7 separate regions of the Homo sapiens genome follow, and all the other regions are linked to region 1. Evidence: chromatin contacts called from ENCODE Hi-C or POLR2A ChIA-PET data. All regions are on one chromosome and are shown on one strand. The core of a region is the stretch at or near the end of the contact, and the rest is flanking DNA. Distances in the headings are between cores, read along the strand shown. Region 1 holds the start of ZSWIM4 (zinc finger SWIM-type containing 4). Region 2 holds the start of DNASE2 (deoxyribonuclease 2, lysosomal). Region 3 holds the start of SYCE2 (synaptonemal complex central element protein 2). Region 4 holds the start of NDUFB7 (NADH:ubiquinone oxidoreductase subunit B7). Region 5 holds the start of ADGRE5 (adhesion G protein-coupled receptor E5). Region 6 holds the start of LINC01841 (long intergenic non-protein coding RNA 1841). Region 7 overlaps CACNA1A (calcium voltage-gated channel subunit alpha1 A).

Region 1 (3,527 bases), core at 1,028-3,527:
CAAGTGATCTTCCCACCTCACCATCCCAAAGTGCTGGGATTCCAGGCGTGAACCACCGCGCCTGGCCAAAACATTCTTTTTTTTTTTTTTTTGGAGTCTCACTCTGTCCCCCAGGCTGGAGTGCAGTGGCGCAATCTTGGCTCACTGCAACCTCTGCCTCCTGGGTTCCCACCATTCTCCTGCCCTAGCCTCCCTAGTAGCTGGGACTATAGGCGCCTGCCACCATGCCCGGCTAATTTTTTGTATTTTTAGTAGAGAAGGGGTTTCACTGTGTTAGCCAGGATGGAAAACATTCTTAATGAAATATTTTAGGCCGGGCGTGGTGGCTCACGCCTGGAATCCCAGCACTTTGGGAGGCCAAGGCAGGCAGATCATAAGGTCAGGAGTTTGAGACCAGCCTGCCAATATGGTGAAACCCCGTCTCTACTAAAAATGCAAAAGTTAGTCAGGCGTGGCGGTGGGTGCCTGTAGCCCCAGCTACTTGGGAGGCTGAGGCAGAATAATCACGTGAACCTGGGAGGCAGAGGTTGCAGTGAGCTGAGATCACTCCATCTCAAAAAAAAAAAAAGAAATATTTTTCCTTGTTCCCTTCCTGCTATGTCTCCAAAATCCACTCTGTATTTTACCTTTCCAGCACAACCTAATTTCAGCCAGTCCCATTTCAAGGGCTCAGAGACCACTTGTGGCCATTGGTGACCATACTGGACAGTGCAGGTCTGCAGGGGAGTTTAACTAATTGAGGGGGTGGCAGGGAGAGTGGGTGAAGACTGGCCAGAGGGTGCAGCTGTGAGACTCGAAGTTTCTCCAAGAAAAAGCTAGGGCTTCCATATGGATGAGTGGATAATCACTGTTTTTTTTTTTTTTCTGCTGTGCCTATCATTTAACTGAATGGAGGCAAAGCATGTGTTGGTTGGTACATTCAACAAGTTCTAGGTTAAGCGCCTACCTTCCAGGTGCTGCCGGTACAGTAAAGCACAGATGGGACAAACTCCTGCCTCCTGAGGCTCACAGTGGAGAGGGAGAGATTGAAATTAAGCAACTACCAAAGGTGGATCACTTGAGGTCAGGAGTTCAAGACCAGCCTGGCCAACATGGCAAAACTCCGTCTCTACCAAAAATACAAAAATTAGCCGGGCGTGGTGGTGGGCGCCTATAATTTCAGCTATTCGGGAGGCTGAGGCAGGAGAATCACTTGACCCCGGGAGGCGCAGGTTGCAGTGAGCCGAGATCGCACCACTGCACCCCAGCCTGGACGACAAGAGTGAAACTCCGTAAAAAAAAAAAAAAAAAAAAAAAAAAAAACCGCCGAAACAGATAAATAAATGGTAATGGTGAGAAGTATGAGGAAGGAAAAATGCAGGGTCCTCTGAGGACATTGGCAAGGAGCCGGGACGGGAACGGGTGATGGAAGCCATGGCCAGCTTCCAGGCCAGAGACGGTGGCCTACACAAGCTGAGTCAGAAAAAATGCTCAGAGGTGCTGGGGTTTGATTAAGTGTTAGGGTGAACCTCATGGAATTGCCATTTTAACAGGCCAAAAATGGTAAAAAAAAATTAGCAATTTCATATGACCCAAGATAGTATCTAGGGCATGGAAAGGAGGGGCGGGGTACTATACTAGTTTTGAGGCTCAAGGGATGACCTATGAACCCCCTAACCGAGCTTTGTTTCTGGAGAGGGGGTCCGCGGCCCGCATGAGCTCCCTCAGTGAGCCTGCGACCCCTCCGCCCCCACAAGAACCAAAACTTGACCCGGTGCCCAGAGAGGTTGAGTGAGTTTCTCGGGTCGCACAGCTGGGAGGGACGAGGGGCTGAGCCACTGCCAAGGGATCCCGCTGCTCTGTCTCGCTCACCGGCCGGGCTATGTTGATTGTCCCCTCGCGGCGCCCGGAAGCGACCCTCAGTAAACAAAGCCGTGTGTGGGCGCAGCCCCAGAAGCCTGGGGCGCGCAGTCCAGCCCAAGAGAGGCGGGGGAGGAATGTTGTGAATGAACCCCGGGCCCGCCCCGAAACTCCGCATAAGGCCTGGGCCGCGGGGGTCCTCCCACTCTGATTGGCCTCTGGCGCCCCGTGATTGACAGCGCCCCTCGCTGTGCGCTCTGGTTGGGTAAACAAGAAAAGACTGGCATCGCAGTCATCGAGTGAGCAGCGAGGCTTGGACACGGGTCTGGCGGCGCAGCCAATGGCGGGGGAGGGCCGAGGAGGCCGAGGGGGGGCCAATAGGGACAGGCGGTGGGGGCGGGACGACGGCGGAGCTAAAGCGGCGGCTGAAGCAGCTTCATTGTTGTGAAGAGTCTTAAAGGGGCCGCATCACCCTGCCGGCCCGGCGCGGGTCGGGGGTGGGTGCGGTAGGGGTCCCGGGGCGGCCGAGCGCAGAGGACGGACGGGAAGGAGGGCAGGGGGCGCGGGAGCCGGCGAAGCGGAGCGGGCATCGGACCGAGCCCCCCAAAGAGGCCCCGCCCCGGCCCTGGCCCCGGCCGGGCCGGATGGAACCCCCCGCGGCCAAGCGGAGCCGGGGCTGCCCCGCGGGACCCGAGGAGCGCGATGCCGGGGCCGGGGCCGCGCGTGGCCGGGGCCGGCCCGAGGCGCTGCTGGACCTCAGCGCCAAGCGGGTAGCCGAGAGCTGGGCCTTCGAGCAGGTGACCGCGGGGGAAGGGGGCGGGGGCAGGGACGCACCCCCAGCACCTTCCCCACCTGTCTTCTCCTCCCCCACAATCCCCAGACTCCAGAGCTAACCCAATCAGAGACACCCCCTGAGATTCCACCCCCAGGACCCTTAACCCTGCCTGGAAACACCCCCTCATCCTCCTGTTTCTGTCCTTCAAACCCAGTAACCCACCCCCATCCCTTCTCTGCCATCTCTGCCCCTCAGCGCCCCAGATCCCAAATCAGGACACTTCCTTCTTCTCCTACCAACCCCAGATCTCTGAGATCTGGCCCCCATGGCCCGCCTACAACCCTGGGCACCCCTCTTTTCCCGCCTTATCCCCCAACGGTACCCCTCTTTTCCCACCTTATCCCCCAACGGTACCCCTCTTTTCCCACCTTATCCCCCAACGGTACCCCTCTTTTCCTACCGCATCTTTATTCGCCAATCAGGGCACCCCATTCAGTCTTCAATCCTCTCTTCGGCCCCCCGCTTGGGGACACCCTGTCTCCCTCCATCGTAGCCTCTAGAGACTCACACTACCCCATTCCTGCTCTCCAGATCCCTACCGTACACCCCAAGTAAATAACTCCCCCATCTCTCCAGATTCCAGCTCAAGACACCCCTTTTTTCCCCATTCATTCCTGCCCTCGAGCCTCCAGATTCCACCTGTTCCTTGGGGACCCCTCTCTACTCCTCCAGATTCCTCTTTCGGGGCTGCCCGTCTTCTCCTGGCTTGCCGCAGGGATTACTGAAATGCCAGGGTCCCTCCTCCTCCCCACCTCATCCCCCTGACCTATCCTATCTCTTCCCATAGGAAAACAGCAGGGGCGGAGCCTGGGTGGTGGTCCCTGGACAGGTGCACCTAGAAGCTCTCTTCTGT
Region 2 (3,527 bases), core at 349-2,848, 910 kb before region 1:
CCCAGCACTTTGGGAGGCCAAGGCAGGTGGATCACCTGAGGTCAGGAGTTCAATATCAGCCTGTCCAACCTGGTAAAACCCCATCTCTACTAAAACATACAACATTTAGCTGGGCATGGTGGCGCACACCTGTAATCCCAGCTACTCCAGAGGCTGAGGCAGAAGAATCGCTTGAACTGGGGAGATGGAGATTGCAGTGAGCTGAGATTGCACCACCGAACTCCAGCCTGGGTGATGGAGAGAGAGTGCCGCAAAAAAAAAAAAAAAAAAAAAAAGCCAGGCGTGGTGGGGGGTACCGGCAGGCCCAGTACTTGGGAGGCTGAGGTAGGAGGATCACCTGAGCCCTGGGAGGTCAAGGCTGCAGTGAGCTGTGATACTGCACTCCAGCCTAGGTGACTGGGTGAGACCTTGTCTAAAAGAAAATAAAATAGGGGAAATAGATGCCCAAGGTCTGACAGGGGAGATCTCCCACCCCACTATGGAGGTCAGGGGTTAGCTTGGAAAAATGCATAGGAACTCGGCTGGGCAGGGTGGCTCATTCCTGTAATCCCAGCACTTTGGGAGGCCAAGGCGGGTAGATCACTTGAGGTAGAAACCAGGAGTTCGAGACCAGCCTGGCCAACATGGTGAAACCTCGTCTGTACTAAAAATATGAAAATTAGCCTGGTGTGATGGTGCGCCTTTAATACCAGCTACTTGGGAGGCTGAGACAGGAGAATTGCTTCAACCCCAGAGGCAGAGATTGCAGTGAGCCAAGATTGTGCCACTGCACTCCAGCTTGGGTGACAGAGCGAACTCCCACCGTCTCAAAAACAAAGAAAAAAAAAAGTTGGGGGGAATAGATGCCCAGGGTCTGACAGTGCAGATCTCCCCGACCACCCCATGCACGTCAGGGGTTACCTTGGAAAAATGGGACCCGAGTCTCTCCCCAGCCCCCAATCCAGGCCTCACCCTTCGTGTGCCCACGCATGGAAGAGTCCTGAGCCTTGCTGGGTTGAGGCGGTTGGTCATTGTAGAGCAGGAAGGCGAGCTGCGGGCGGATAAACGGAGGCAACGTGAAATTCCTCCCAGGCAGGGCAGCCCTAGAGTTTCGCCCCTAGTTGGCCCGGGGCCCCCTTCACCTGGCTGGTGTTGCTCCGGTACAGCGGCTGCAGGCTTCGGCCCACGGCCCCCTCCGGGCTGTTGATGAGTGCCCTGCCGTCCCGCCAGCCTCCGGAGCTCTCGTCCAGATACTTGTACTGCAGCCCTCTCTGCGCCGCCTCCCCGGACCCTCTAAGAGCTGGCAGCTTGTAGACCACGAACCTGGAGGTCGGAGAATGCACAGAAATAGGAGAGAGGGAAGAGAAGGCACCCCAGGGTTCCCCGAGGAGGTAGCCATCCCGGTTGAGTGACCGCAGCCGGACCCCGGGGCGATGGTAGGCCCCCCGCTGCGCACTCACCAGTCTACAGGCTGCCCGGAGTCCCCGTAGCAGGTCAGGGCCCCGGCGGGGACGCACAGCAGCGCTGCCAGCAGCAGCGGGATCATAGCTGCTATGGGGCTGAGATCCAGGAATCTGTGTCGGGACTGCGGGGCGCTGGGTTACATCAGAGGCCAGGACTGGCACCTGGCGCCTTTCACTTCCCTAAACTTGCCTGGGAACCGGGGCGGGGACATCACGAGGGTACAGACTCCTCCCCCGAGACGCGATGCTGCGTTTTGGAGAGGCAAAAGGCAACGCTGAGTCTGCCCAGACCACGCCCACGACGGGCCCGGCGCTCCAGCGTCTCCTGGAGCCTGGCCACCGTTCCTTTTCGTGGTAGCTAATCCCAGCCCACGCTCTTCTGTCTGACCCAACTCCCGCCCGGGTTTCTGGATCAGGCACAAGTTTGTATTTTATTTTTTATTCCAGCCCTACAACCTGGGTCCAACTCTTGGGACCTTTGTTCTTCCTCTTTTTTTTTTTTTTTTTTTTTTTTTTTTTTTGAGACGGAGTTTCACTCTTGTCGCCCAGGCTGGAGTGCAATGGCACGATCTCGGTTCACTGCAACCTCCGCCTTCCTGATTAAAGCGATTATCCTGCCTCAGCCTCCCGAGTAGCTGGGATTACAGGCGCCCGACACCACGCCCGGCTAATTTTTGTAGTTTTAGTAGAGACGGGGTTTTTCCATGTTGACTAGGCTGGTCTCGAACTCCTGACCTCGTGATCCACCAGCCTCGGCCCCCGAAAGTGCCAAGATTGCAGAAGTGAGCCACTGCGCCCCTTAAGAAGCATTTGTGTTCCAGTGTATCTTCCCCTTTTTCTTTCTTTTTTTTTTTCCTTCCTTTTTTTTTTTTTTTTTTCCCGGACAATATCTCGCTCTGTTGCCCAGGCCGGAGTGCAGTGGCGCAATCTTGGCTCACTGCAACCTCTGCCTCCCCAGCTCAAGTGATCCTCTCACCTCAGCCTCCCGAGTAGCTGGGATCACGGGCACATGCCACTATGCCCAGCTAATTTTTGTAGTTTTTTTTTTGAAACACGGTTTCACCATGTGGCTCAGGCTGAACTCCTGAGCTCAAGGGATCCACCTGTCTTGCCTCCCAAAGTGCTGGGATTACAGGCATGTAATCCACGCCACCCAGACTCTCCTTTTTCATTCTGCACGTTTTCTCCAGGATCCCCTGAGCTAGCAAAGAGGTGACTGTATGTTTGTTTTTTGTCGTTTTGAGACAGGATAATGGTTTCTCACCCAGGCTAGAATGCAGTGACTCCATCACAGTTCACTGCAGCCTCAACCTACTGGGCTCAAGAGATCTTCCCAGGTAGCTGGTACTACAGGCCTGTGCCACCACACCCAGATAATTGTTCATTGCAGAGATGAGGGTCTCACTATGTTGCCCAGGCTGCTCTGGAACTCCGGGGTTCAAGTGATTCTCCCACCTCAGCCTCAAAGGATCATGGCAGGGCAAAGGGCTATGGGAATCTGAGTACTGGCTTGAAACTGCCTTTGCAAAAATTATGACAGAAAATTATGTCAGTGAAAGAGCTCTGACCTAACCAACTCCATCTTGCCTTTAATCTCCAAACTGCCCTTGCTTGGTCATTCCTGGAGTGGGGTCAAGCTAACTTTTTTTTTTTTTTTGACACGTTGTCTCACTCTGTCGCCCAGGCTGGAGTCCAGTGGTGTGATCTCAGCTCACTGCAACATCCGCCTCCTAGGTTCAAGCAATCCTCCTGCCTCAGCTTCCTGAGTAGCTGGGATTACAGGCATGCGCCACATGCCCAGCTAATTTTTGTATTTTTGGTAGAGACTGGGTTTCACCATTTTTGGTAGAGATGGGGTTTCACCTTGGGGCTCAGGCTGGTGTCGAACTCCTGGGCTCAAGTGATCTGCCCGCCTCAGCCTGCCAAATTGCTGGGATTAAAGAGGGAGCCACCATGCCTGGCCCCAAGCTAATTTTGGGAGGAATTTAGTTTATAGCTTAAATGATAATAGCCCTTCCCCAAACTAAACTGCCTTTGTAGAAATAATGAAAGGGCACTAGGTTAGGAGGATGAGAGGAGCCTGAA
Region 3 (3,527 bases), core at 304-2,803, 880 kb before region 1:
ACCTCCACCTCCTGGGTTCAAGCGATTCTCCTGCCTCAGCCTCCTGAGTAGCTGGGATTACAGGCATGTGCCACTATGCCCAGCTAATTTTGTATTTTTAGTAGAGACGGGGTTTCTCCATGTTTGTCAGGCTGGTCTCAAACTCCCGACCTTAGGTGATCCACCCGCCTTGGCCTCCCAAAGTGTTGGGATTACAGGTGTGAACCACTGCACCTGGCCAATATTTTTTAATAAATTGGCCCGACATTCTGGCCCGCCTCTAGTCCCAGCCATTTCGGAGGCTGAGGTGGGAGGATCACTTGAGTCTGGGAGGTGGAGGTTGCAGTGAGCCGTGATCATGCCACTGCGTGGTGACAAAGCAAGACGCTGTGTTAGGAGGGAAAAAAAAAGCAGCAGACACTGGCATAGCCTTGTGGAAGAAAAGGGTGAATGAGAGGGACCCAGGGGCCTGTGTAGACCCATAGGGCTGGGATCTTCCTCACCTAGCTGGCCCTCCACCAGCTTCCTCCTCGCAGTTCTCTTCCCACCGCGGATGCTCCTTGCTCTCCCCCAAGGGCTGCGGTTCCTGGTCTTTGCATTTCACATGGGGCACGTCCACCTGCAAGCACAGTCAGGACGGAGGCCAAGGAGGGAGGATGAGGAGTGAACAGATCGCCCTCCTGCCGACCCTTCAACCCTGGTCACCTCGATGTGCTGCTGCGGGACGGTGGGGACCCGCAGGAAAGACGGGCAGGGCTGGGGCAGGTGCCATGAGGGCAGGGGCATGGGGTGAAAGGACACTCTGTCCCTAGGGGACACCAGGACACCAGACCTAGAGGGGCCGGGTGAGGGCAGGGCTGTGGGAATGTAACTGGAGGACCTGGGCTCCTAACTGGTATGTGTGTTGGCTGGAGTCCTTCGAGAAAGGAGAAGAGGTAGGAGAAAAGAGATGAGGCCGGGCGCGGTGGCTCACGCCTGTAATCCCAGCACTTTGGGAGGCGGAGGCGGGCGGATCACGAGGTCAGGAGTGCGAGAACAGCCTGAGCAATATGGTGAAACCCCGTCTCTACTAAAAATACAAAAATTAGCTGACGTGGTGGTGCGTGCCTGTAATCCCAGCTACTCGGGAGGCTGAGGAAGGAGAATCACTTGAACCCGGGAGGCAGAGGTTGCAGTGAGCCGAGATCACGCCACTGCACTCCAGACTGGGCGACAGAGTGATACTTCGTCTCAAAAAAAAAAAAAAAAAGAAATGAAAGAAACGGGTGCGGTGCGTGGGTGTTTGTGCCTTTCTCTACTCCGTTCCGGCCACGCGCCATGTGTGGAAATCAGACCCGTCAGTGCGTCAGTCAGGGCCGGGTTCAGTCAGTCAGGAAATTTGAGGCCAGGCCTGATGAGAGGGAGCCCCAATGGCAAAGGACAAGCGGCCGGGCTCGGGTCCGCTGGAGATGGCTGGGATCGCAGCCGTTCCCTGCCTATCTGTCCGCCCGCCCCACGCGCGAGAAGGAAACAAGCGCCGCGTACTCCCTGTCGCTCCATTCCGTATTTTCCCGCCTTCAAGCTCGCACCCTCTGCGCATGCGCCGACCCCGCCCCTGGCCAGCTGCGCTCCCGCGGACGAGTGTGTTGTGACGCGTGCTCCCGGCCCCGCCCTCTTTGAGAACTTGCGCGGCCAACTGGGCGGGGCCGACCGTTAAGCAGCAGTTTCGCGGTCCGCGGGCTGCGCGCGCAGTCGGCGCCCCTTGGGAGCAGGACGGCGCGCTCTGGGTGCGCTTGTGTGCCCCTGTGAGGCTCCTGGGTTCCACGGGGCGCCCAGGTTATACGGATCTCAGAGTCCTGTATTTATTCGGTGCTTCTAACTTCATCCACTCTGCCTTGGAAAATATACTCCATAACAATTTTTTTTTTTTTTTGAGACAAGATCTTGGTCTGTCGCCCAGGCTGGAGTGCAGTGGTGCGATCACAGCTCACTGTAGCCTCGACCTCCCAGGTTCAAGCGATCCTCCTGCCTCGGCCTCCTGAGTAGCAGTGTCATTCACCAGGCCCTTCTAATTTAAAAATATTTTTCTGGCCGGGCGCGGTGGCTCACGCCTGTAATCCCAGCACTTTGGGAGGCCGAGGCGGGTGGATCACCTGAGGTCATGAGTTCGAGACCAGCCTAGCCAACATGGTGAAACTGTCTCTACTAAAAATACAAAAAATAGCCGGGCGTGGTGGCGGGCGCCTATAGTCCCAGCTACTCGGGAGGCTGGGGCAGGAGAATTGCTTAAACCCAGGACGCAGAGGTTGCAGTGAGCTGAGATCATGCCACTGCACTCCAGCCGGGGTGACAGAGTAAAGCTCCGTCTCAAAAAAAAAAAAAAGATTGTATGTATATATACACACACACACACACACACACACACACATAATTATATTTTTTTTTCCTGTAGAAATGAGATCTCACTGTGCTGAGCCCAGGCTGATCCCCAACTCCTGGGCTCAAGCCGTCCTCCCGTCTTGGTCTCCCAAAGTGCTGTCTCAAAAAAAGAAGAAATTATCTGATCTACCCTATTGACTGTAGGTCATAAGACCCCCGTTTCAAAGAAGTTTCTGCCCCACACAAGGCCTATCTATCTAGATTCTTCTTGGCCTCTCTGAGCATGCATTCCTGAGACTCCAAGAAGAATCTAGACAGATAGGCCTTGCTGGGTTTCCCCACTCAGCCTATTAGTATTAGACGACCCCCCCGGCTTTTTTTTTTTTTTTTTTTTTTTGTCTTGCTCTGTTGTCCAGGCAACACTGGAGTGCAGTGGCAAGATCTCAACTCGCTGCAACCTTGGCCTCCCAGGTTCAAGCGATTCTCAGCCAACCAAGTAGCTGGGATTACAGATGCACCATGCCCAGCTAATTTTTGTATTTTTAGTAGAGATGGGGTTTTTCCATGTTGCTCAGGCTGGTCTCAAACTCCTGGCCTCAAGTGATCCACCCGCCTCAGCCTCCCAAAGTGTCAGGATTACAAGTATGAACCACGACAAACCCTTTTTGTCCAATCAAATTTCTACCTGGGTGTTCAAACTTTGCTGAACCTAAGCATAAGACACTTTTCATTAATCAGGCATGGTGGCGGGCACCTGTAATCCCAGCTGCTTGGGAAGCTGAGGCTGCTGTGAGCCAAGATCGCCCCTACACTCCAGCCCAGGGAACAGAGCCAGACTCCGTCTCAAAACAAAACAAAACAAAAACACAGTTTCCCCTGTATCTCTGGATCTTCATTCTGAAGGCTTGTCAGGTAACACTATGATCAAATACATTCGTATTCCTTTTCTCTTATTAATCTGCCTTTTCTCAGTAATTTTTAGTGAAACTTCAGAGGGCAATAAGGAAGCTTTCTCTTCACCCCTACACAGCCAAAGTTCAGATTTGATGGAAATGGCAAGATTCCAGGGTACTTGTGTTTATTTAGACACATAAATATGTATTTAACGACAGGGTCTCACTCTGTTGCCCAGGCTGGAGTGCAGTGGTGTAATCACGGCTCATTGCAGCCTCGACCTCCCAGGCTCAAGT
Region 4 (3,527 bases), core at 404-2,903, 780 kb after region 1:
GATGGTCTCAATCCCCTGACCTCGTGATCTGCCCGCCTCGGCCTCCCAAAGTGCTGGGATTATGGGTGTGAGACACCATGCCCGGCCTCAATTTTTATATTTTTAGTAGAGATGGTGTTTCACCATGTTGGCCAGGCTGGTCTCAAACTCCTGACCCCAGGTGATCTGCCCGCCTTAGCCTCCCAAAGTGCTGGGATTACAGGCATGAGCCACCACGACCGGCCACCCTTCACGTCTTTGTTTCCAGCCACTGCCTCTTGGAAGCCTGCTTTGACACCCCCAGCTCTGCCTGATTCCACAATCTTTCCCACTGTGCTGAGTTCTCTGGAGACAGTGCCTGCATCCCTCCAGTTCCCTGCTGTATCCGCGGTGCCTAATGTGGGACGTGGCCCAGAGCTGGTGCTCGGTATGCCTGTGATATTACTACATTAAAAGCAAAAACAAACACACGAACCAAAAAACCATCCTGGGCGTAGTGGCTCACATCTTCAATCCCAGCACTTTGGGAGGCTGGGCAGAAGGATCGTTTGAGCCCAGGAGTTTGAGACCAGCCTGGGCAACACAGCAAGACCCCCAACTCTACAAAAAATAAAAAATCAGTCTGGCATCCTGGGGCGCTCCTGTAGTCCCAGCTACTCGGGAGGCTGAGGCGGGAGGATCATTTGAGCCCAGGAGGTCGAGGATGCAATGAGCTGTGATTGTGCCACTACACTCAGCCTGGGCAACAGAGCAAGATCCCGTCTCAAAGCAAAACAAAGCACTTTGCAGGACAGTATTTGCAGCTCGAATCTTCCTTATTTCCTTGTGCATACCCCACAATTGCAGTGACATCAGGAAGGGGGTACAATGAACGTGTCCCTGCCCTCCCATGACTCCCCACGTCCCCCAAGACTTGGCCCGAGGCCGGGCGTGGTGACTGACTTCTGCGATCCCAGCACTTGGGGAGGCCGAGGCGGGCGGATCACTTGAGGTCAGGAGTTCAAGAGCAGCCTGGCCAACAAGGAGAAACCCCGTCTCTACTAACAATACAAAAAAGTAGCTGGGCATGGTGGTACACATCTGTAATCACAGCTACTCGCGAGGCTGAGGCAGGAGAATCGCTTGAACCCGGGAGGTGGAGGCTGCCAGTGAATCGAGACCAAGCCACTGCACTCCAGCCTGAAAGAAAAAGCGAGACTCCGTCTCAAAAGAAAAAAAAAAAAGACTCGACCCAGCTCTGCGCGTCGCATTCCTGCCCGAACCCCCACTTGTCGCCTCACTTTTGCTCCCTGGCTTTTGCTCAAGCCGTGCCCTTGGGCTGGAACGCCTCCACACTGAGGTGGGGTCATGCACGTCCTGTGGACTCCTAGTCTAGACCCAAACCCAGATACAACACCTGAGGTTAGAGCCCAGCCCTGGGGTGCCAGCCCTGGGGTGCCAGGTGTTCAGGCACCCGCGCCCCACGCCCTCTGGCTGCGCCTGCGCACTGGGCCTCACCGCGCTCCTTGCGTTCGGGGAAGCCGTAGTCTGGCGGGAAGGTTGGCATCTGCAGGGGGTCGGGCTCCACCGAGGCATCGCCCAGGTAGCGCCGGACCAGGTGGGCCCCCATGGCTGCAGTCGCTGCAGATCCCTGCAGCAGCCGAGGGTCACCTAGCTCCTACCCGGAACCACTGACCCCTCAGTCAGACACAGCTTCCGGGTCATTTAGGCAGCTGCGGAGATCATAGAGATGAAGGACTCCAGAGGATCGCTCCGGTCCGCCTGGCGTCACCTCGCGGACAGGCGGAGGCGGGACAGGTGCTGTGTCTCTTCGCAGGATATGGTTGGACCCGAGAGGGGACTTCCCTGAGCCTGGAAATCCATCTGGGCGGGGCAGAAGGGGACGGTGTGGGACTGAGGCCTCCCTCGACCCTATCTGGGGCTCTTCTGGTAGCCCGAGGCTAAAGCACATATTAAAATTATTTTTCATATCATTTTCCAAAAAGTTTTTTCTTTGAAAACATTCAAATTTCTCTTAAAAAAGGCACGATATCTATTATATCGTTAATGTATGTAATTTTGCATAAAGTCACTTTAAGAATTTTTTGTTTTTGGAGACACAGTACCTGTCGCCCAGACTGGAGTGTATTGGCGCGATCTCGGCTCACTGCAGCCTCCACCTCCTGGGCTCAAATTCTCTTGCCTCAGCCTCCTGAGTAGCTGGGATTACAGGCGCCCGCCACCACCCCCAGCTAATTTTTGTATTTTTAGTAGAGACGGGGTTTCGCCAGTTGGCCAGGCTGGTCTCGAACCCCTGACCTCAAGTGATTCCCCCGCCTCAGCCTCCCAAATTGCTGGGATTACGGGCATGAGCCACAGTGCCTGTCCAAGAAAGATTTTGATAAATTTAATTTAAATAAAAGTTATTCATAAATACAGTTATTATTATATTATTATTTTTTGAGATAGGGTCTCATTCTGTCGCCCAGGCTGGAGCACAGTGGCACAATCATAGCTCACTGCAACCTTGAACTCTTGGGCTCCAGGGATCCTCCCGCCTCAGCCTCTCAAAGTGTTGGGATTATGGGCGTAAGCCACTGTGCCTGGTCAAAAACAATTATTTAAAGCTGAAATTTCAAATAAATTATATATATATATGCAATCTTTATACAATTTTAAAATATATTAATATCTAATATTAATATCTAATATATATTTTTCCCCAGTCTGACAAAGCATGTATTAGGCATCTACTGTATGGTATGCTGGGTCCAGTGGTCAGACAGAAAGGCAGACGTGGTTCCTGTCTTTCAAGCTTACAGTCTAATGGAACAGAAAAACAGTCTAATGGAAAAAAAAAAATATGGGCCAGGGCAGTGGCTCACACCTGTAATCTCAGAGCTTTGGGAAGCTGAGATGGGAGGATCGCCTGAACTCAGGAGTTTGAGACCAGCCTGGGCAATATAGGGAGACTCTATCTCTACAAAAAAAAAAAAAAAAAAAAAAGCTGGGTGTGGTGGTGCACGCTTGTAGTCCCAGCTACTCGGGAGGCTGAGGCAGGAGGATAACTTGAGCCCAGGAGTTCCAGGCTGCAGTGAGCCGTGATCCCATCACTGCACTCCAGCCTAGGCAACAGAGTGAGACCCTGTCTATAAAAATTCCCAGGTGATGTGATGTTGCTGGTCTAGTGACCAGCTTTGGGAGAATTACTCAACTAGATCTTTATGTGTTGACATGGGGAAGTGGCTGCTGATATATTAAGTGAAAAAAGCAAGCTATTGAGAATAGACAACTGGCAATAGAGACTTTTCTTTTTCTTTCTTTTTTTTTTTTTTTTTTGAGACAGAGTTTCACTCTTGTTGCCCAGGCTGGAGTGCAGTGGTGTGATCTCGGCTCACCGCAACCTCCGCCTTCTGGTTTCAAGCGATTCTCCTGCCTTAGCCTCCTAAGTAGCTGGGATTACAGGTGGGTGCCATCACGGCCAGCTAATTTTTTTTTTTTTTTTTTTGAGACGGAGTCTTGCTCCGTTGCCCAGGCTGGAGTGCAGTGGCGCAATCTCGGCTCACTGC
Region 5 (3,527 bases), core at 690-3,189, 590 kb after region 1:
AGGAACTCAAAACCAAGTCCTTGAATTCTGGCTGGACACAGACGCCTGCTAAGCCTCAGGGTCACGGAGGCGCTAAAGACATGTTAGTGCCCAGTAGAGACTTTCCCCTGGGCTCATTGTAGGGACTCTGGGGCTGGGCTGCCCGCCTATGGATCTTCTCAGCTGGGTAGGTCACTTGTGCCTCAGTTTCCTCCTCTGTCAAATGGGAATGACAACATCATTGCAGATGTTTTGAGGAGTAAATGAGTTAAAATAGATTAAAAAAAAAACAAACTTATGACCAGGCCTGGTGCAGACTAAGTGCTCTATAAATAATAGCATTTTCTTGGCAGCATAGCGAGAGCTTGTCTTAAAAAAAAAAAAAAAAAAACTTAAGAAAAAACTAGCCAGGCGTGATGGTGCACAGCTGCAGTCCCAGCTCCTCAGGAGGCTGAGGCAGGAGGATCCTTTGAGCCCTGGAGTTTGAGGCTGCAGTGAGCTGTGATGGTGCCACTGCACTCCAGCCTGGGTGACAGAGTAAGATCTCTTAAAAATATATATAGCGTTTGTTTGTTTGTTTTTAGACAGTTTCACTCTTGTTGCCCAGGCTTGAGTGCAAGGGCACAATCTCAGCTCACCACAACCTCCGCCTCCTGGGTTCTATCAGTCCTCCTGCCTCAGCCTCCCAAGTAGCTGGGATTACAGGCATGTGCCGCCACACCCGGCTAATTTTGTATTTTTAGTAGAGACAGGGTTTCTCCATGTTGGTCAGGCTGAGTCTCGAACTCCCGACCTCAGGTGATCCACCCACCTCAGACTCCCAAAGTGCTGGGATTACAGGTGTGAGCCACCGCACCCAGCCAAAAAATAGCGTTTTAAAAAATTATGAGGTAGCTCAAGAGACAAGCTAATCATGTGATTTATCCAGAAAGGAAAGAACCCTCCTATCACATGATTCTCTGTTGATTAACGAAGAGGCCTCTGAAATATAAGTTTCCCACAGGGGGAAACTGGCTTAGAAAGATCAGAAAGATCCAGGAGGTCTGCTCTGTGCGGTGAAGCTTCTCTTCTTGGCACCTGCCTGGCATCGGAAGAGGGCCCCTTCTCCCTCCCTGGGCTTTTATGTGGACACTGTAATGCCTCAGTTTTCTTTCTTTCTTTTTGTTTTTGACACAGGATCTCACTCTATCACCCAAGCTGGAGTGCAGTGGCACCATCATAGCTCACTGCAGCCTCAAACTCCCCAGCTCGGGTGATTCTCCCCGCCTCAGCCTCCTGAGTAGTAGTAGCTGGGACTACAGATGTCTGCCACCAGCCTGGATTATTTATTTATTTATTTTGTAGAAACAAGAGTTTCGCCATGTTGCCCAGGCTGGTGTCAAACTCCTGAGCTCAAGCGATCCTCCTGCCTCGGCCTCCCAGAGTGCTGAGATCACAGGTGCGAGCCTCTGCACCCGACCTGTTTCCTCATCTGGAAAATGGCAGGGAAACGTTCTGCCAGCTGGGACGCAGGCTCTGCCAACTCTGGCATGCCAAAGCTCTGGGCACAGGGCGAGTCCCACCAGCGTGGGCGTCCAGAGCTATTTCTGACAAGACCCCTTTGCGCCTGCCCAGGGAAGAGCCAAGTGGCCCCAGGCAAGACCGCCCCGCCCGGCTGCCACACCTTCCCCTCAGAGCAGCCAGCCCCAACACAGAGGCCAAAGGGTTCGTCAGAGCCACATGGTGGAAACTCTAGCAGAGGGTTTTTGAAAGCAGGTTGCACTTCATTCTTACTGAGTGCACGTGTGTGTGTGTGTGTGTGTGTGTGTGTGTGTGTGTGTGTATGCAGCGCCCCTGGGTCTGTGTTTTTATTGCACTTTCCTGCTGGCTTCCAGCTGCACCGCCAGTTCCGGGGAGGGCCCTGGGCCAGCGGCTGTCCGCCCCCCCTCCTTCATAAAGTCCTGGCCTCGGGACAGCCTGCACAGCTGCCTAGCCTGTGGAGACGGGACAGCCCTGTCCCACTCACTCTTTCCCCTGCCGCTCCTGCCGGCAGCTCCAACCATGGGAGGCCGCGTCTTTCTCGGTAAGTACTTTGGGGCCCCGCTGGGAGGGGCGAGGAAGCTCCAGCGGGACCCCTTGGCTGCGTCTGAGAAACGGGAGGCGCCGCTGGTGTCTGTGGGGCCTGCGATAGAGGAAGCCACATGGTCAAGCAGGCACTCACGGGCACACGGCGAGAGGGGCTGGTGGTGCTTGGGCACCCCCACACCCCGGCAGGAACTCCAGGGTGCTCTTGGAGCCTGCTACCCTGCCTGGAGGGATCCTCAAGCTTTCTACTGGAGCCAGTCTGGCATCTGCTCCCTAAGAGGGGAAACTGAGGCACGGGGGAAGGAAAGGGGCAAAAAGTGAGTGCTGGGACCCTGAGAGCCGCTGTGCTTAATATAACGCATAGAAGGACATGGGCGGGGGTGGGGAAGCTAGAAGCCAGGACTTCTCCACTGCAAGGTACCCCCAATTTGTCCCTCGCAGTCTCAGCAGCAGGGGCAGCCCCCAGAGACCCCAGTTCTTGCTCCCCGCAGACCTGGCTGGGGCTCAGCTGCGGATCGAAGGGACTTTGCCTGGTTCTGGGTTTGAATTTGATTTTTGTTGTGACTTCCTGGGACTCCCTTTCCCGCCCCACCCAAGGTGACTGTAACGGTTATCAGGGTAGCTCGTTGCCTAAGCAACGGGGCAACAAAGAGAGTGAAGAAATGACATTTGGGGCAAAAACCAGAACTTCCTGGACCACAGGGACACAGCTTCCCTGGGCCAGCCCCAAGTGGCAGGTGTCAGCTCAGCACCCCGCCTTGGCTTGAGAGTGAGAGACAAGAGCCCACCTTGGGTTTCTTGGGGGCACACTTGTTGGGGGCAGTTGCCAAGACCTGGCTTCCCAAGGGTTCCACGCCCTGGCTGTCTGTGTCACCAGGGCCAAGTCAGAGAGCCTCTGCGCCTCACTTTTCTCATCTATAAAATGGAGCACAACCCGTCTCCGTCTTAGATTGTTTTAAGGGATGAGTGAGTTAGGACACAAACTATTCCTGGTTCACAGTAAGAATTAGGTAAACAGCATTTTAAAAGTGTTGGCTGGGCACAGTGGCTCACACCTGCAATCCCAGCACTTTGAGAGGCCGAGGCAGGTGGATCTCTTGAGCCCAGGGACTGGAGACTAGCCTGGGCAACACATCGAGACGTTGTCTCTACCAAAAACAAATTTTTTTTTTTTTTTTTGAGACAAAGTCTCGCTCTTGTCGCTCAGGCTGGAGTGCAATGGTGCAATCTCGGCTCACTGCAACCTCCGCCTCCTGGGTTCAAGCGATTCTCCTGCCTCGCCCCCATCCACCCCGAGTAGCTGGGATTATAGGTGCCTGCCACCATGCCCGGCTAGTTTTTTGTTTTAGTTTTTGTGTTTGTATTTTTAGTAGAGACGGGGTTTCACCATGATGGCCAGGCTGGTCTCAAACTCCTGACCTCAGGTGATTCACCCGCCTCCGCCTCCCAAAGTGCTGGGATTACAGGCATGAGCCACCGCGCCC
Region 6 (3,527 bases), core at 413-2,912, 570 kb after region 1:
GGGATTTGCTGATACAATAGAGAGAGAGAGAAAGGGACAGGGGCAGAGATAGAGGCCAGGCATGGTGGCTCATGCCTGTAATCCCAGTACTTTGTGGGGCAGAGGCAGGAGGGTCACTGAAGCCTAGGAGTTCAAGACCAGCCTGGGCAACAAAGTGAGACCGGGGAAGGAGAAGGAAGGAAGGAAGGAAGGGAGGGAGGGAGGGAGGGAGGGAGGGAGGGAGGGAGGGAGGGGAGGAAGGAGAAAGAAAGGGAGGAGAGATAGAGATAGAGGAAAGAAAGAAAGAAGGAAGGAGAAGAAAGAGGGAAGGAAGGAAGGAAGGAAGGAAGAAATGGAGGGAGGGAGGGAAGGAAGGAAGGAGAAAGAAAGGGAGGAGAGACAGAGATAGATGAAAGAAAGAAGGAAGGAGAAGAAAGAAAGAGAGGGAAGGAAGGAAGGAAGGAAGGAAGGAGAGACAGAGAACGAAGAAAGAGAAGAAAGAAGGAAACAGAAAGAGAGAACAAAATAAAACAGAGACAGAGACATGGAGGACTCCAAGTATTTTGCCCCAAGAATCTGGGCCAAAAGAAAGGAAACAAGGTGGCCGGGCGCGGTGGCTCCCGCCTGTAATCCCAGCACTTTGGGAGGCCGAGGCGGGCGGATCACGAGGTCAGGAGATTGAGACCATCCTGGCTAACACGGTGAAACCCCGTCTCTACTAAAAATACAAAAAATTAGCCGGGCGTGGTGGGGGGCGCCTGTAGCCCCAGCTACTCGGGAGGCTGAGGCAGGAGAATGGCGTGAACCTGGGAGGCAGAGCTTGCAGTGAGCCGAGATCGCGCCACTGCACTCCAGCCTGGGTGACAGAGCAAGACTCCGTCTCAAAAAAAAAAGAAAAAAGAAAAAAAAGGAAGGAACAAGGCTCAGAGAGGTCCAAGGAGTTGCCCTGGCGGTCCGGGGCCACAGTGGCCTTCATCCCCAGCTGAGATGTGTCCCCAGTCTAAGGCCACTCAGAGCCAGGCACCTTCTCCGGCTGCCTCCCAATCCCCGCCCCCCGCTTCCGTCCCAGCACCCTCACCCCGCCCCCGGGCCCCTTTGTCCTCCTCTTCGTCTTATTTCCAGAATTTCTCCTCCCTAGGGAATCCAGTCCATGTGCTTTTGATTCCTTTGTCCTGAACTCATGCGGCATGAGCACCCCTGAAGCCTTATGTGGAAAAATTTGGAGGCTGGGGGTGGGGAGGGGGTCACATTCCTCCCGGGGGTACAGAGCTACGTCGGCATCTCCAGGGCCCCCCAGCAGCAAGCAGGCATCCTCCCAGGCCAGGCCAGACCGGACGCTGCCCAACACAGGCTTTCTTTGGGGCTTGGCCGGCGCCCGACTACAGCCCCGGCTCCAGCTGCCCTGCCTGTCCCCCGCCCCCACGCCTCCCGTCCCAACCTCCCACACGTTTCCTCCTAGAAGCCCAGACCCGTGGGACTTGGCCTCCCCCGCGCCTTCCCTCTCTACTCAGCTCTGCAGCTCCTGTAGGCCTCCTCCCCGGGTGATCACAGAAGGACCAGCTCACCTTAGCGGGACAGGCAGGGCATGGGCGTGGCCAGAGCCTCGGGCAGGCATCCCAGGCTCCCTGGTGTCTCTCTCATCCGCTGGCCTCTGTGCCCTCTTCTCTTCCCCACCCCCGCTCGTGGCCCCTCCTGCCTCTCCATCGCAAAGTCCCCAGAGGAGTCTCCTTAATCACTTGCTTTTGACTGAATCCTGACCACCTGGACCCTGATCTAGCTACTGAGGAGATAAAGTAACCAACACTTAAAAGCTAACCTTCAGGCATTCTGGGAGGCTGAGACTGACGGATCACTTGAGGTCAGGAGTTCAAGACCAGCCTGGCCAACAAGATGAAACCTCGTCTCTACTAAAAATACAAAAAAATTAGCTGGCGTAGTGGCGGATGCCTGTAATCCCAGCTACTGCGGAGGCTGAGGCAGGAGAATCGCTTGAACTTGGGAGGTGGAGATTGCAGTGAGCTGAGATCGTGCCACTGCACTCCAGCCTGGGCAACAAAGCAAGACTCCGTCTCAAAAAATAAAAATTAGCTGGGTGTGGGGCCGGGCTTGGTGGCTCAAGCCTGTAATCCCAGCACTTTGGGAGGCCGAGGCAGGCGGATCACCTGAGGTCAGAAGTTCAAGACCAGCCTGGCCAACATGGTGAAACCCCGTCTCTACTAAAAATACAAAAAAAAATTAGCCAGGCGTGGTGGCGCATGCCTGTAATTCCAGCTACTCGGGAGGCTGAGGCAGGAGAATCAGTTGAACCTGGGAGGCAGACGTTGCAGTGAGCCGAGATCATGCCACTGCACTCCAGCCTGGGTGACAGAGCGACACCCTGTCTTAAAAGAAAAAAAATAGCTGGCTGTGGTGGCATGTGACTGTAGTCCCAGCCACAAGGGAGGCTGAGGTGGGAGGATTGCTTGAGCCCGGGAGTTCAAGGCTGCAGTAAGCTATGACTGCACTGCTGCACTCCACCCTGGCTGAGACCTTGACTCAGCAACAATGAAAAAGTGACAGGGCCAGGACTTGACCCCTGACCATTTTGTTCTACAGCCTTTCATGGGAAAGACAGATGAGTTTTCGACCTTCCAGAGCCTTTGATCCAGAGGAGAGAGGCAGGAAATAGCAAATGGATAAGAATATGCCATTCGGTGACTAGGGCAATGGAGATTGCAAAAGATGGTGGCTGGGAAATGGGGCTTGTGTCGGGGGTCCCTGAGACCACCCTCAGGGTCAATAATTTGCTGAGATTGATAGATCCCAGAAAAGTGGTGTTACTCCCAGTTATGGTTTATTACAGTGAAAGTTACAGATGAAAATCAGCAAAGAGGCCAGGCTTGGTGGCTCATGCCTGTAACCCCAGCACTTTGGGAGGCCCAGACAGGCAGATCATTTGAGGTCATGAGTTCAAGACCAGCCTGACCAACATGGTGAAACCCCATCTCTACTAAAAATACAAAAATTAGCCAGGTGTGGCAGGGGGCTCCTGTAATCCCAGCTACTTGGGAGGCTGAGACAGGAGGATCACCTGGACCTGGGAGGCAGAGGTTGTAGCGAGCCGAGATCCTGCCATTGCACTCCAGTCTAAGCAACAAGAGCAAAACTCCATCTCGAAAAAAAAAAAAAAACTAGGAATACTAGAGGAGAGGAGGTGAGGCAGACAGGCTCCAAGACTCCTCCATGATTCCCACCTCCTGATGTCTGCACTCTGTGTGATCCCTCGAGTGTGAGCTGGACCCAATAACTTGCTTCTAACAATAGACTAGGACAATGTATGCCAGGAGCAGTGGCTCACGCCCATAATCTCAGCACTTTGGGAGGCTGAGACAGAGGGATCACTTGAGCCCAGGAGTTCAAGACCAGTCTGGGCAACATAGCAAGACCCCATCTCTATAAAAATTCAAGCATTAGCTGGGTGTGGTGGTGCACACCTGTAGTCCCAGCTACTCGGGAGGCTGAGGTGGGAGGATTGCTTGTGCTCAGGAGGTCAATGCTGCAGTGAGCTA
Region 7 (2,666 bases), core at 83-2,582, 530 kb before region 1:
TCATAGGGGATGACGTGTGCATCTACTTTGAGATAAATCCATGGGTGATGGCACAACCTTACTCCTGGTGGGAGAGCTGACCCAGGGTCCAGCACCCTCTTCCAACGTGATAACTTCTAGTCCTCAGGGTGAGAGCCTCAGGCTTGCTGGGGGTGGGGTGGAGGGAGTTTAGGAGGAGGCAGAGAGACATAGGGGACATTTAGAGGTTCATCAGGCTAAGGGAGGTTGCTACTCCTTTTCAAGGCAGGAAACAAGGGTTAGTTCCAGACTCCTATCCAGACATCTGGCATCCTCCTAATTTCAATAAATAGCCATCAAGATAACAACAGGCTACCATGTGTTGCAAAATGCCACTTTACACTGGTAACAATATCACTATATATACACATACATATATATACACACACACATATAATACATATGTGTGTGTGCGTGTACATATATATATATACATATATATATATATATATTTTTGTTGTTGTTGTTTGTTTGTTTGTTTGTTTGAGATGGAGTCTGGCTCTGTTGCCCAGACTGGAGTACAGTGGCCCAATCTGGGCTCACTGCAAGCTCCGCCTCCCGGGTTCACGCCATTCTCCTGTCTCAGCCTCCCAAGTAGCTGGGACTACAGGCGTCTGCCACCATGCCCAGCTAGGTTTTTGTATTTTTAGTAGAGACAGGGTTTCACCGTGTTAGCCAGGATGGTCTCGATCTCCTGACCTCATGATCCGCCCGCCTCGGCCTCCTAAAGTGCTGAGATTATAAGCATGAGCCACTGCGCCCGGCCTATATGTATATATTTTTGAGAGGCAGGGTCTCACTCTGTCACGCAGGCTGGAGTGCAGTGGTACCATCATAGTGCATTGCAGCCTTGAACTCCTGTGTTTAAACAATCCTCCCGCCTCAGCCTCCCGGGTAGCTGGGACTACAGGTGTGTGCTACCATGCCCCGCTAACTTTTAAAATTTATTTTGTAGGATGGGCTCTCATTATGTTGCCCAACCTGGTCTCCAACTCCTGGCCTCAAGTGATCCTCCCACCTCAGCCTCCCAAAGTGTTGGAATTACAGGTGTGAGCCACTGCACCTGGCCTCTTACCTAACTTATTTGGTAATGAAACCTGATCTGATTGGACATGAAGCTCTTTATACTTGTTATTTACCCCATTTGATGTAAATAGTTACACATTTTATGGCAGAAATATTGTGTTTGATTATAGGGCTGCCTTAGACCCAGCTGAGGGTGTCATGTCCCACATGGGAATCTCAAAATATTCTCAACTTTGAAACACATCTGCCTGTAACGATTTCAAGTAAGGAACTGTGGATGTGTATTAATATCCCTCACATGACAAAGGCGGTGGCTGAAAGGTCAATCAATTTGCTTATGACTCATTCTGTGGCTCTGGGTGGTGACTCAAATTCTAAAACCGGTTTTCTTTCTACCCAAGATCCAAGCTGGTTGCAACTGAGTCACTTCCAAGGCTCATCACTTCTCCAGTCTCTGAGCCCAAGTGGCCAATGCCTCTAGCCACTTCCCCCCTGCCCACCTGCTGGTTCCAATGGGAATGTGCTGGAAAGTGGAGACCCACCGACAATCTTTCTCAAACTCTTTGGACTCGTCAGTGCAGTGGAAGAATTTCCCCTTGAAGAGCTGCACAGCCACCACGGCGAAGATGAACATGAATAGCATGTAGACGATGAGGATGTTGAAGACGTTTTTAAGTGAGTTCACCACACAGTCAAACACAGCCTGTGGGGTGGAGTTGACAGAGAGCATGAGGGGCTGGGGACCTGCCCAACCTTCTGCCTCCAGTGGCCCATCATACCAAAATACTGCCATGATCATTCCCATTTTACAGGCAAGGTCATAAGTCAAGTCACTAGGGTAAGGTCCCCCCAGCTTTCAGAAATAAGCGTTGGAGGAGTTGGACTCAATCCTGGCATTCTATGGATCTAAAACTCCCAGATGGGATACCAGAGATGCTTTTAAGTGATACAGGAGCCCAACACAGAAAAACAAGGTAACAAAGTTACTTCCTTTCCAACTCTCTCAATCCTTTTGAGTGAAGGAGAAATTTTTACTTAGTTGCTACCATGTTAACACCTACCATTGACATTTTCCCTCTTTAACCAAGAAAGAGCAGTTGTCAATGCACAAAGCCTTAGGCAGGCAGCCATATTTGGTTAGATTTCCATAACAGTATCTGTTTTCTGTCTTTAATTTTTAGTAGAGACAGAGTCTAACTATGTTGCCCAGGCTGGTCTCATTCTCCTGGGCTCAAGCAACACTCCTGCCTTGGTCTTTCAAAATGCAGGGATTACGGGTGTGACTTGATTTAAAGAAACATATTACATAAGAGATAATACTGGGGACCCCCAGGTGAAGCATAGAGTGAAAGTGGGTGCTCTAATGACTGGATTTTATTTCCCTTAATATATATATATGTTTTTGAATGACAGGCTTTTGGGAAATGCTGGTTCATGCTATTTTGGAATGGGAGATACTAGAGCCTAGAATAGGTAGATGAAAAGTCAAAATTTTATGGAACAAGAAATCTAGTTCCTGCTTCCCAGATCACGGTTATACCCTTTTAAATCCATATGATGCCTTCATGCGAATTAGGAAAAAGGATCTTAACCCCAAGACACTTCATCTAAAGAAAAACTGC

Evidence for each region. A loop is a pair of places that touch in the nucleus more often than their neighbours do. ChIA-PET counts read pairs that join two places held with the same protein, here RNA polymerase II (POLR2A). Pooled maps may share reads with other maps.
Region 2: a loop to region 1 is called in a pooled map, with 7 times the contacts of the local background. The contact joins the promoter of DNASE2 here to the promoter of ZSWIM4 in region 1. A Hi-C loop is called at or near these places in 4 of 50 pooled maps. POLR2A ChIA-PET finds 5 or more read pairs at or near these places in 2 of 52 experiments (A673 and OCI-LY7).
Region 3: a loop to region 1 is called in a pooled map, with 3 times the contacts of the local background. The contact joins the promoter of SYCE2 here to the promoter of ZSWIM4 in region 1. A Hi-C loop is called at or near these places in 1 of 50 pooled maps. POLR2A ChIA-PET finds 5 or more read pairs at or near these places in 2 of 52 experiments (activated CD8-positive, alpha-beta memory T cell and activated T-cell).
Region 4: a pooled map shows a loop between it and region 1 (5-fold over the local background). The contact joins the promoter of NDUFB7 here to the promoter of ZSWIM4 in region 1. A Hi-C loop is called at or near these places in 3 of 50 pooled maps. POLR2A ChIA-PET finds 5 or more read pairs at or near these places in 2 of 52 experiments (GM12878 and activated CD4-positive, alpha-beta T cell).
Region 5: a pooled map shows a loop between it and region 1 (4-fold over the local background). The contact joins the promoter of ADGRE5 here to the promoter of ZSWIM4 in region 1. A Hi-C loop is called at or near these places in 5 of 50 pooled maps. POLR2A ChIA-PET finds 5 or more read pairs at or near these places in 2 of 52 experiments (CD8-positive, alpha-beta memory T cell and GM10248).
Region 6: a map with no recorded cell type shows a loop between it and region 1 (5-fold over the local background). The contact joins the promoter of LINC01841 here to the promoter of ZSWIM4 in region 1. A Hi-C loop is called at or near these places in 1 of 37 single-sample maps with no recorded cell type and 2 of 50 pooled maps. POLR2A ChIA-PET finds 5 or more read pairs at or near these places in 4 of 52 experiments (CD8-positive, alpha-beta memory T cell, WTC11, activated CD4-positive, alpha-beta T cell and 1 more).
Region 7: a loop to region 1 is called in a pooled map, with 4 times the contacts of the local background. The contact joins the enhancer-like site here to the promoter of ZSWIM4 in region 1. A Hi-C loop is called at or near these places in 6 of 50 pooled maps. POLR2A ChIA-PET finds 5 or more read pairs at or near these places in 2 of 52 experiments (GM10248 and H1).

What each region holds. Positions count from the first base shown.
Region 1 is chr19:13,793,166-13,796,692 of GRCh38, forward strand. ZSWIM4 (zinc finger SWIM-type containing 4) reads left to right here and starts at 2,278. Exons shown (of 14, transcript NM_001367834.3): 1 at 2,278-2,636. The coding sequence starts at 2,484. RefSeq lists silencers at 1,912-2,401, 2,422-2,631 and an enhancer at 2,872-2,941.
Region 2 is chr19:12,879,851-12,883,377 of GRCh38, forward strand. DNASE2 (deoxyribonuclease 2, lysosomal) reads right to left here and starts at 1,599. Exons shown (of 6, transcript NM_001375.3): 1 at 1,440-1,599; 2 at 1,122-1,302; 3 at 952-1,030. The coding sequence starts at 1,525. RefSeq lists enhancers at 1,130-1,757, 1,417-1,526 and cis regulatory regions at 1,421-1,981, 2,721-3,221.
Region 3 is chr19:12,917,740-12,921,266 of GRCh38, forward strand. SYCE2 (synaptonemal complex central element protein 2) reads right to left here and starts at 1,554. Exons shown (of 6, transcript NM_001105578.2): 1 at 1,504-1,554; 2 at 483-598. The coding sequence starts at 1,518. It overlaps MIR5695 (microRNA 5695), which reads left to right and starts at 2,581; the gene lies at 2,581-2,665. RefSeq lists an enhancer at 1,234-1,373.
Region 4 is chr19:14,570,413-14,573,939 of GRCh38, forward strand. It overlaps NDUFB7 (NADH:ubiquinone oxidoreductase subunit B7), which reads right to left and starts at 1,654. Exons shown (of 3, transcript NM_004146.6): 1 at 1,477-1,654. The coding sequence starts at 1,588. RefSeq lists an enhancer at 1,586-1,875.
Region 5 is chr19:14,379,505-14,383,031 of GRCh38, forward strand. It overlaps ADGRE5 (adhesion G protein-coupled receptor E5), which reads left to right and starts at 1,940. Exons shown (of 20, transcript NM_078481.4): 1 at 1,940-2,041. The coding sequence starts at 2,020. RefSeq lists a silencer at 3,289-3,428.
Region 6 is chr19:14,362,328-14,365,854 of GRCh38, forward strand. It overlaps LINC01841 (long intergenic non-protein coding RNA 1841), which reads right to left and starts at 1,663. Exons shown (of 4, transcript NR_134908.1): 1 at 1,545-1,663.
Region 7 is chr19:13,259,864-13,262,529 of GRCh38, forward strand. It overlaps CACNA1A (calcium voltage-gated channel subunit alpha1 A), which reads right to left. Exons shown (of 47, transcript NM_001127222.2): 26 at 1,587-1,747. Among named protein-coding and RNA genes, the nearest start is that of IER2, 110 kb to the left of the region's middle. RefSeq lists enhancers at 875-2,074, 1,283-1,512. Within about 2 kb of position 1,333, at least 7 of the 41 ENCODE cell types and tissues checked have a DNase peak (open chromatin) inside an H3K27ac peak, as active enhancers do.